Linked DNA regions of Homo sapiens: region 2 is linked to region 1. Evidence: chromatin loops called from intact Hi-C (ENCODE). Cell type or tissue: A673. All regions are shown on one strand. Links, peaks and the distances in the headings refer to the core of each region. The heading gives the core; the rest is flanking DNA. Region 1 overlaps GNG4 (G protein subunit gamma 4). Region 2 has its middle 8.9 kb from the start of B3GALNT2.

Region 1 (5,379 bases), core at 256-5,255:
ATAGGTACAGAAATGCAGATTTATTAGCAAAAGCATGGAAATATGTTGCAAGAAAGCAATAGGCCAGTTAGCAAGAGAGGAGCTGACTGGAGGAGACAAAGGCTTCCTGGGGATTTTATAGGATGGAGCTTGTTCTGTGTGCTGGAGAGGGCTAAGTGCAGTATTGATAATGTCAAGGTGGCTGTGAACTAACTTGCATTTTTCTATCAACCGAGGGTCTGGTGATATCTGGGTGCAGGAAGATCGTGAGTCATTTGCGCAGATGGGCTATGTGTCCTAGACTATGAAGAAACGCAGATTTATAGCTTATCTGTATTTTCTTTCTGCTTTCCCTTGCTCCCACCAGCCTGGCTCCTTGTTCCTAATTAGGACCCCACAGTAAGGCTGCCTTCCTTTGCTGGCTGGACGCAGTGGCTCACGCCTGTAATCCCAGCACTTTGGGAGGCTGAGGCGGGTGGATCACCTGAGGTTGGGAGTTTGAGATCAGCCTGACCAACATGGAGAAACCCTGTTTCTACTAAAAAATACAAAATTAGCCAGGCGTGGTGGTGCATGCCTCCTACTCGGGAGGCTGAGGCAGAAGAATAGCTTGAACCCAGGAGGCGGAGGTTGCAGTGAGCCAAGATGGTGCCATTGCACTCCAGCCTGCGCGACAAGAGCAAAACTCTGTCTCAAAAAACAAAAAACAAAACAAAAAAAAGAAATACTTCCTTTGCTGAAGTCAGCAGCTGATAGAGGAAGGCAATACAAAGCCGGGTATAGACAGTGAATAAATTTAGAAAATGTACCAGAACATGGCATTGTTAATGAACCATGGAGCACCAGAAATGGAAGGATTTTGCAAACCATGGTTCCAATGGTTTTAAAGCGCAAAGTTTAAACATTTATAAATTAGGTCCCTTCTAAAGTCAATCAGACAAACGCAGTCTCTTACAGCCTCTTATGGTTTGGATATTTGGATATCCAAATCTCATATTAAAATGTGATTCCTTTGGGAGGCTGAGACGGGTGGATCACCTGAGGTCAGCAGTTCGAGACCAGCCTGACCAACATGGAGAAACCCTGTCTCTACTAAAAATACAAAATGATTCAGGTGTGGTGGTATGCGCCTGTAATCCCAGCTACTTGGGAGGCTGAGGCAGGAGAATCACTTAAGCCCAGGAAGTGGAGGTTGCAGTGAGCTGAGATCGCACCACTGGACTCCAGCCTGGGCAACAAGAGCAAAACTCCATCTCGGCGGGGAAAAATGTGATTCCTGATGTATGGAGGTGGGGCCTGGTGGGAGGCGTTTGAGTCATGGGGGTGGAGCCCTCCTGAGGCCTCCCCAGAAGCAGATGCTGGTGCCATGCTTGTACAACCTGCAGAACTGTCGGCTAAATAAACCTCTTTTCTTTATCAATCACTGAGCCTCAAGTATTTCTTTATAGCAACACAAAACCAACTAATACATGGCTGTATTTTCAGTATCTGTCGCCACAGAAGATACAACACGACAAAGCTGTGATTAATTCAGTAACATACTTAAATTCATCTTTATTAATCCCAAAGGCATCTATGCATACTTGCAAATTAATCAGCAGGATACAAACACATGGCAGTCGCAATTGCTCTACACAGGTTTCCTGGGTTGTGCACCTGTATTCAGAGACCCCTTGCAGTGGCTCTGAAGGCCCACCTTCCACCTTGAGGAAGCTGAAGGGCAGAAGACTGAAGGTAACTTAACCTCCTTAACCAACCAGTTAGTGTTTGAGAACCTGGTATTGCTGCACTGCCAGGGGACACCCAGGTAATGGCCAGGAACCCTCCTCTTGCTAGACAGGTAAGCCCAGACTAGTGTAGGGAGGAACTGGCTCTCTCTCTGTAGAGGGAGAATATCCTGAGAGACAGGGCTGGGCTGTTTTCACCGTGCTTCCTCATACCTGCCCCTCCTCTGACCAGCCAGAGTTATCCGCACTGCCTCAAGGAGAATGAGGACGATTACACAGAAGTGCAAAGAGGAATTTTGCTTTTTACTTCCAAAGCGGGTTCAGAAAGCCTTCTTCAGGAACAAGTTTTAGACGCTAAAGCCTTTGATTTATTTGAGGAAGGCTCTTTGGGGGTCTCAGAAAAGGGGAACCCCAAAGGCACCAGGTCCTGCGGTGAGGCCTGGGGCAAGGTCTAGGGGAGCCCCGTGTAGAGGAGAGCAGCTGGCACTGAGCAGCAGGCCTGCATTCCCTCATCTTTGCCACATGGGGAGCAGTGCCTGCAGCAAGCCACGGCCACGCAGAGGCACGGTGCCCACGCTGAGACCTCCCATCAGAGACCTCCCATCAGAGACCTGCGTATCTCCATGGGTCCTCCAGCAGGGCAATTGCCTGTGCCCTGAGATGTTGGTGAGCCTCAATCACATTCCTCCATACAACAATCTCATGTTAAGACCAGAGATCCGATGAACCCCCAAAGCAGGGTGGGATCCCCAATACTGACAGGCGATGGCATGCGGATGCCCCAGTGTTGTACTTCTGTACCTGGGAGGGACACATCGGAACTGGATTCTGGGACCCTATTTCCTTGTAAGTGCATTCTAGGTCTTTCCCTGCTACCCCAGCTGCTACCTCTTACCCCTAGGGCAAGAGGATACCCTAGGAACAGTGTGGAGTTCGAGTGGAAGCCCTGGGTGCCGTCCTTGCTCCTCTAGGCACCTTGTCCTGATGGTGATTCTCCTTTGAACCACAGTCTCCTCCTTCAAGAATGGGGATAAAGATCCCTGCCTCCCCACTGCACTCCAGCCTGGGCGACAGAGCCAGACTCCGTCTCAAAAAAAAAAAAAAAAATCCCTGCCTCCTGGCATTTCTGTAAAGATCAAGTGGACAGGGTACATGAATGCTTTTAGCAAACTGAAAAATGCTAATCAAATGCTAGTGATTGCTCCTTTGAAAATCCAAGCACAGCCTGCAAAATACTTGGAATATAAATTGAGCAGACATATCGGGAGTAGTTTCAGGTTATGCTTACGTGTCCTTTATTTAAAAAAACAATGCTTAAAACACCACCTAAAAATTCCTCTGACCACCTATTTCAGTCAAACGCTGGAAGATGGGGGATGCTTTATATTAAAGAATTAGAATGAGGCTGGGCGCGGTGGCTCACACCTGTAATCCCAGCACTTTCGGAGGCCAAGGTGGGGGGATCACTTGAGGCCAGGAGTTCAAGACCAGCCTGGGCAACATGGCGAAACCCCTTCTCTACGAAAAATACAAAAATTAGCTGGGCGCGGTGGCGCGTGCCTGCAATACCAGCTACTAGGGGAGGCTAAAGCATGAGAATCGCTTGAACCTGGGAAGTGGAGGTTGCAATGAGCCGAGATTGCACCACTGCACTCCAGCCTGGGAGACAGAGCAAGACCTTGTCTCAAAAAAAAAAAAAAAAAAAAAATTAGAATGAGGAAAACAATGATGAGGTGGAAACAGATGTTTGAACATAGGAGAATTTTCGATGCATAAGGATGCTGCGGGCACTTAACCAGATGTCTGCCCTTCACTACCTGGCCAGGGTGGCACTTTTAAACCATCTGATAATGGAGAGAGGCGGCACAGTCTGTATGGGCACACAGCTCACTCTGTGGCTGAAGCCACATGTGGGTGCACTGGGCCCAAGGAGCTGACCTCTGCTCTTGTGGCACTCCCAGTCCGGCACAGACTTGAGGAGACCACCGAAAAGGAGCCCAGGCCAATGGCCTGCAAAGCCACTTCCCTCTACTTGACCAAGAAGAGCTTCCCGGACCCTGGCTCCTGCCTGCGCATCTGGCCAGCTTCATCTTCCAATGCTCCTGGTCTCCGATAAGCCCCAGCTGCTGGACTGCTGTTTTTAAACCCCTTCCAGGCGGGAGGAACAGAAGAGAGGTGAGTGGACAGGTGCAGGCCCTGGAGCCTGAATCTGCTCCTTTCTAGCTCCGGAAATGTGGGTAATTCCCTTCACCTCCTGCTTTCTTCCCTTCAAAATAGAGGAATGGTTGTATTGGTTTCTATTGTGGCTACAACACATTACCATATATTTATGGCTTAAAACAATGCAGTTTTATTATTTTACAGTTCTGGAGTTCAAAAGTCTGAAATGGGTCTCGATGGACTAAAATCAAGGTGCCAGGAGGGCTGTGGGTGGAAGCTCTGGGGAGAGTTCGTATTTCTGCCTTTTCCAGTGTCTACAGCCATCTGCAATCCTGAGCTTGTGGCTCCTCCTGCATTTTTTTTTTTTTTTAACATTTTACTTTAAGTTCTGGGATACATGTGCAGAACGTGCAGGTGTGTTACATAGATATACGTGTGCCATGGTGGTTTGCTGCACCTATCAACCCATCATCTAGGTTTTAAGCCTTGCCTGCATTAGGTATTTGTCCTAATGCTCTCCCTGCCCTTGCCCCTCACCCCCCAACAGGGCTCGGTGTGTGATGTTCCCCTCCCTGTGTCCATGTGTTCTCATTGTTCAACTCCCATTTATGAGTGAGAACATGCGATGTTTGGTTTTCTGTTCCTGTGTTAGTTTGCTGAGAATGATGGTTTCCAGCTTCATCCATGTCCCTGCAAAGGACATGAACTCATTCTTTTTTATGGCTGCATAGTAATCCATGGTGTATATGTGCCACATTTTCTTTATCCAGTCTATCATTGATGGGCATTTGGGTTGGTTCCAAGTCTTTGCTATTGTAAATAGTGCTGCAATAAACATACATGTGCATGTGTCTTTATAGTAGAATTATTTATAATCCTTTGGGTATATACCCAGTAACGGGCCCTCCTGCATTTTTAAAGCCAGCCCAGCAGCATCCCCCACCTTCTCTCTCAGATGCGCCTATCTTCCTCTTATGAGAACCTTTGTGACGACACTGGGCCTGCCAGGTATTCCAGGATCACCTCCCCATCTCAGGATCTTTCCGTTAATCACATCTGCAAAATCTTTTTTGCTGTGTAAGATTCACAGATTCACAAGTTCCAAGGATTAGAGGGTGGCCATCTTTGGGGACCATGATTCTACCTACCACAGTAGTCATCAGGAATAAGTAGTTCATACAACATAAGCCACTAAGAGCCTGGGCTGCAGGAAGCACTTAATTAATGTGAGCCATAATCATTCTCCCTTGCTGAAACAGAGCCCCCAGCCTGGAAGGCTTTCGCCTTGCACTGGCTGTGCCCCAATAGTTCCATCTGGCCAAATCATGAGACCTCCTTCCAGATGCCTTCCCTGTCCTTCTGGGCCGGGCTTGGTGTCCTTCTGTGTTGAGGTGGGAGCTTTTCTTAATTCCGTGTTGTATGCTTTTTTTTTCTGAGACAGAGTCTTACTCTGTCGCCCAGGCTGGAGTGCAGTGGCACTATCTTAGCTCACTGCAACCTCTGCCTCCTGGGT
Region 2 (5,379 bases), core at 211-5,210, 120 kb before region 1:
TAAAGTTTCTCGTCAGGCTTTAGTTGTTCACTTTCTTCCTCAAGGAAACCATCTTGCCTGGTCACTTAATCAACAAATTTCACTTTTTTTTTTTTTTTGGTGAATAGTTGGGAAACCTTAAAATCATTCAGATATTCTTTTCAGGACTCCTGGCACTCTGCCTCGGGTGGGTACACGCTGCCCTAGTAATGCGTGCTATTTAAATGATTGCTTCTCTTTCTTTTTTAAGCCAATGGTTGAATTCTTTTAAATTAAATGCCTGTGATATGACGACCAGATAATCTTTGCAGAAGACAACCTTTACACTAGCAGACAGAATCATTAACATTTCAGTCTGAAAGCATCTTGACTCGGGCTTCTCCAAGAAGAGTAGGAAAATAGACACTGCCAAACTGTCCTTCAAAAATGTGCTCAAGGAGGGAGGTTGGTGTAACAGGAACAGAGTGAGTGGTGAGGAGAATAATCGGGGATGATGTAGTCCCTAGCAAGAATATGATATAAATCATGATAAGGATTTGGGCTTTTACTCCGAAATGAAAGGGGAGTAGTTACATGGTGGGGTTTTGTTTTTTTTTGTTTTTTTGTTTTTTTGTTTTTTTTTTGAGACAGAGTCTTGCTCTGTCACCTGGGCTGGAGTGCAGTGGCGCGATCTCAGCTCACTGCAACCTCTGCCTCCTGGGTTCAAGCAATTCTCCTGTCTCAGCCTCCAGAGTAGCTAGGATTACAGGCGTGCACCACCATGGCCAGCCATTTTGTATTTTTAATAGAAATGGGGTTCTACCATGTTGGCCAGGCTGGTCTTGAACTCCTGACCTCAAGTGATCCGCCGGCCCAGCTCCCAAAGTTCTGGGATTACAAGTATGAGCCACCGCACCCAGCCTACATGGTGGGTTTTAAGCAAAGGAGTGACATGATCTGACTTATGTGTTAGCAGGAACACTCACATTGCTGTGTGGTGAATAGACTGACTGGGGGTGGGGAAAAATCTACCGTGTGGAGTAGCGGAGGAGATGATGAGTATCATTCAAGTCTTGAGAAAAGCTGCAGTAGCAAGAGCCAACCAGAAGATGGAAGAGGGATCCTGGGTGCTTCTATATGGAGTTGATCTATCTGAGGGTGCAGAGGCCGACTCTAAGATGCTGTGGTGCATCTCCCCAATTCAGGATGGAAAATGTTGACTGCAAAGGAGTCTCAGTTGAATCTCTCTCTCTGGGAACTGCCCTTGGCTGAAGGTGGCTGCCTCACCCAAGGGTACAGCTCCCTCCTGAGAGACAACCTGCATCCAGTGACTACTCAAGGAACGGTGTAAAGATGTGGGTAACTCTGAAGAGCCATCCCGTGGCCTCTCTTGCAACTGCGTCACAGTCCAACTTCTCCCTCCGCCCAATTCTGCTTTCCTCACTCCCTTACCGGCATTCCCAAGAGCAGTCCCCAGTAAACCTGTATACAACCCGTGTTTCAGAGTATGTTTCCATGGGAACCTGACCTAAGACAGCGATTCTGTTAAATGACATGAAAGATGATGTCATTTCTCTACCTAAAACCCTGCAAATGGCTCTCCAGTTCTGTTCTCTCACAGGGAAACCAGAGTCCCTTACAGTGGCCTGCAGGCCGTTGTCATCTGTAGGCCGTTGTCATCTGCAGGCCGTTGTCATCTGTAGGCCATTGTCATCTGCAGGCCGTTGTCATCTGCAGGCCTGAACCCCTCTAACCTCATCCTCTATTCCCCTCCTTCTCATTCAGTTTGCTCCAGAACCATCCTGGCCTCCTTTCCATCCCGAGAATAGGACAGGTACATTCTTTCCTCGGGATCTTTGCACTTTGTTTCTTCTGCTCTTCTTCCAGATATTTTCATAGCTTATTCCTTCTTCTTCTTCAAGTCAACTAAAATGTTGCCTTTTCCATGAGGCCTTCCCTGTCCCTTCTATTAAAAAACCCTGCTCCACCATCCCCAATCTCTATTACTCTATTCTGTATCACTTATCACTCTTTTTTTGTTTTGTTTTGTTTTGAGACAGTCTCACTCTGTTGCCCAGGCTGGAGTGCAGTGGTGTGATTTCGGCTCACTGCAACCTCCACTTCCCGGGTTCAAGCGATTCTCCTGCCTCACCCTCCTGAGTAGTTGGGATTACAGGTGCATACTACCATGCCCAGCTAATTTTTGTATTTTTAGTAGAGGTGGGGTTTCACCATGTTGGTCAGGCTGGTCTCAAACTCCTGACCTTGTGATCCGCCTGCCTCGGCCTCCCAAAGTGCTGGGATTAATGGCGTGAGCCACTGCGACCTGCCATGTGTCACTTATCACTCTTAAACATACTGTTCAATTTACTTATTTATTTTGTTTGCGGTTTATTGTCTTACTGTCTACACAGGGCAGAAATTTTCCCTCCCGTTTTGTTCCCTGATATATCCCAGAACCTGGAGAAGTCACTGGCATTTTGTAGGTGCTCCATAAATATTTATTGAACAAACAGTGAATGAATGAGTGAATCAATGAATTTGGGAATCTTTAGCAAGTTGATTGCAGTAGAACTCACAAGGTGAGATTACCCAGGCATAGTCTGTAGAGCGATGATGAAGGGAGACACCAACATTTAGGTGTGAGCAGAGGAAGTTAAAATTATAAAGGACATTGACAAGAATCCAGACTATAGGAGGAAAACAGGAGGATGTGTCACCCAAGACAAGATGTAAGATGGCAGAGGGAGTGCAGACGACAGCGTACAACCTGACCAACATGGTGAAACACTGTCTCTAAAAAAAACAAAAACAAAAATTAGCCGGGCGTGGTGGCTCATGCCTGTTGACAACATATGAAGCAAGATCAAGGCAGAAATGTGTCTGCTGATTTGAGAGTGGCCAGGTAACTAGCAGTTTCGAGGAATAGGTAGAGCAGAAGGGAGAGTACTGTGAGTTGAGGAGTGAATGAGAAGTAATGAAGTGGAAATGGTGTGTGCATTACTATTTTGAGAAGTTTGGTCATGAAGATCAGAACGAGAAAGAATGGGAGCTGGGAAGAGGGCTCTGATTGAAGAAGTGTGTGTGTGCATTTAGATGGGAGAGATAAGCCTGACTTGAGTATTTTAAGTGATGTATGGAAACAGCCAGTAACAACCATATAATTTGTAATCTAAATCAAGGTTTTGAGAGAAAAAGGGGGCAGGACAAATGCTAAAATGGATAAATGTCAAGACAACAGGAACTATCTGCAAACCAGACCATATGGTCTCCCTGTCCACGCCTCAAGTTTTCCATGCAAGTCATTTATCCTTACACTTAGTGGGCTATTTTTTTCTGACGGTAGGTGGCAGTAAAGAGCTTGCCTCTTTTTGCCTCGTTTGGTTTGGTTTGGTTTGGTTTTTGAGAAAAATTTAATTAGAGATTTTGGATGGCAACTAAGATTGGTAAAGGTTAGCTCCACAGGCTTAAACTCAAAATAGGAGATTTCAACTTAGATTTTACTTTGGGAAAATTCATACACGTTTTTGTGAAAAAGAATATCTCTTGGTTCTCAAAGAAAAAATAATTTTTGGGTAATTATAAAATATGTTGCATTTTCACACTGAGCCATTTTATCTTTAAAATGATGAACTTCCATCTTCTTCCTAATACAGAATAATTTCCATTAGTTTTATCACTTCTTTTTTTTTGAGACAGAGTATCGCTCTGTTGCCCAGCCTGGAGTGCAATGGCACAATCTCGGCTCACTGCAACCTCCGCCTCCTAGGTTCAAGAGATTCTCCTGCCTCAGCCTCCCGAGTGGGATTACAGGTGCCTACCACCACGCCTGGCTAATTTTTGTATTTTTTTTTAGTAGAGATGGGGTTTCACCATGTTAGCCAGGCTGGTCTTGAACTCCTGACCTCAAATGATCTGCCCACCTCGGCCTCCCAAAGTGCTTGGATTACAGGTGTGAGCCACTGTGTCTGGCCTATCCCTTCAGTTTTAGCACACGCATTGCTATATGCACACATTTCTTATTTGTGTATATAAATTTTCAGTCAAGTCTAGCTTCAGTAGACTTTGGGGGACCTTGCTATTGAAGATTATAAACATTTTAAAAAACTATAGGCCAGGCGCCATGGCTCACGCCTGTAATCCCAGCACTTCAGGAGGCTGAGGCGGGCGAATCACTTGAGGTCAGGAGTTCGAGACCAGCCTGGCCAACATGGTGAAATGCCATCTCTAAAAAAAATAACAAAAATTAGCCTGGCGTGGTGGCGTGCACCTGTAATCCCAGCTACTCAGGAGGCTGAGGCAGGAGAATCACTTGAACCTCAGGAGGCAGAGGTTGCAGTGAATCGAGATCACATCACTACACTCCAGCCTGCTGGGCAACAGAGTGGGACTCTGTCTCAAAAAAAGAAACAAAACAAACAAACCAAAAACCTATGACACATAACAGCAAATTTCTTGTTATCAAAGATAGGACTAGAGATGTCTAAAGATAAGAAGTTTTAGGAGTTCGGAATGGTAAAGTGAATGAGCACACCTTATTCAGGGAATCTTGGCAGAATCTAATGTCATAAAATTTAAAATTCAGAAATCTTTGTCAGAGAAAAAACAGAATCAAAATATTATCTGCAGATCCAGCAAACAAATTTGAGTTCAAAACTCAGATTTGCATTTATTAGCTGTGTGGCCTTGAGCATGGCAAGCACTTTACCTCTAGGTCTCAGATTCCTAATCTGTGAAATGAGACTCACAGGATATACTTCAGTGGATTGTTTTGAATATTAAATGAGAAAACATATTGGTAAAATTTATACATGTTATTTTCATTCTTTTCCCTAAACATGAATATGAAGACATCCAGATTAAAATGTGGCATATGCAACCTCAACCTTTGGAAAATATATCTCAAATGATTAAGGAAAAATATTAATTTTAAGAATTGCTTTAAAACAACAAAACCAAAAAAGCCTTGGTCATACCTTAATTCAGTAATTCTTCAACTTTACGTCTCAGATCCAATATTCTAGGCACTGCTTGACACAGAGAGCAGTTTTCTTACAAGGAAATTTGGGGACCAGAGGGGGTTCTTTGCATGTTTGGATAAGTGCTAGAATTCAAATTCCTTCTCCTGAGAGTCCTCTGCCTTTTTCGTTTAATGAACTCGGTTGCTTTCTTTATTTCCTCTTTCTATCCTCATTAGCGTAAAGCAAACTCTAAAAGCAATCCACAATATCAATCACATCAAATATCATGGAATGTGGCCTCAGTCCTGGAAGATGTCTACTCCATATAGGTGACTTGGTACATTACAGTAGATTATAGTAGCTGAAAAGTATCCTTTGGCCAGCCATTGTCAAAACTAGAGTCACTAATGAGATCACAAATGAGAAGCATTCATTGTCTCTATAAGACTTCCTAAAATGC

Evidence for each region. Hi-C counts contacts between places; a loop is a spot of excess contacts. Peaks named below come from ENCODE experiments on the same cell type or tissue, not always from the same donor. Only the 100,000 strongest peaks of a DNase experiment are listed, where the experiment ranks them.
Region 2: a loop joins it to region 1, with 2.7 times the contacts of the local background. A loop is called at or near these places in 11 of 110 quality-filtered maps.

What each region holds. Positions count from the first base shown.
Region 1 is chr1:235,634,262-235,639,640 of GRCh38, forward strand. All of the region lies in intron 1 of GNG4 (G protein subunit gamma 4), which reads right to left. Among named protein-coding and RNA genes, the nearest start is that of GNG4, 13 kb to the right of the region's middle. In A673, for the core only: a CTCF peak has its summit at 2,315; no DNase peak of the experiment used is centred there.
Region 2 is chr1:235,510,652-235,516,030 of GRCh38, forward strand. No RefSeq gene overlaps it. Among named protein-coding and RNA genes, the nearest start is that of B3GALNT2, 8.9 kb to the left of the region's middle. In A673, for the core only: CTCF peaks have their summits at 1,335 and 3,290 (motif pointing right); a DNase peak (open chromatin) is centred at 3,310.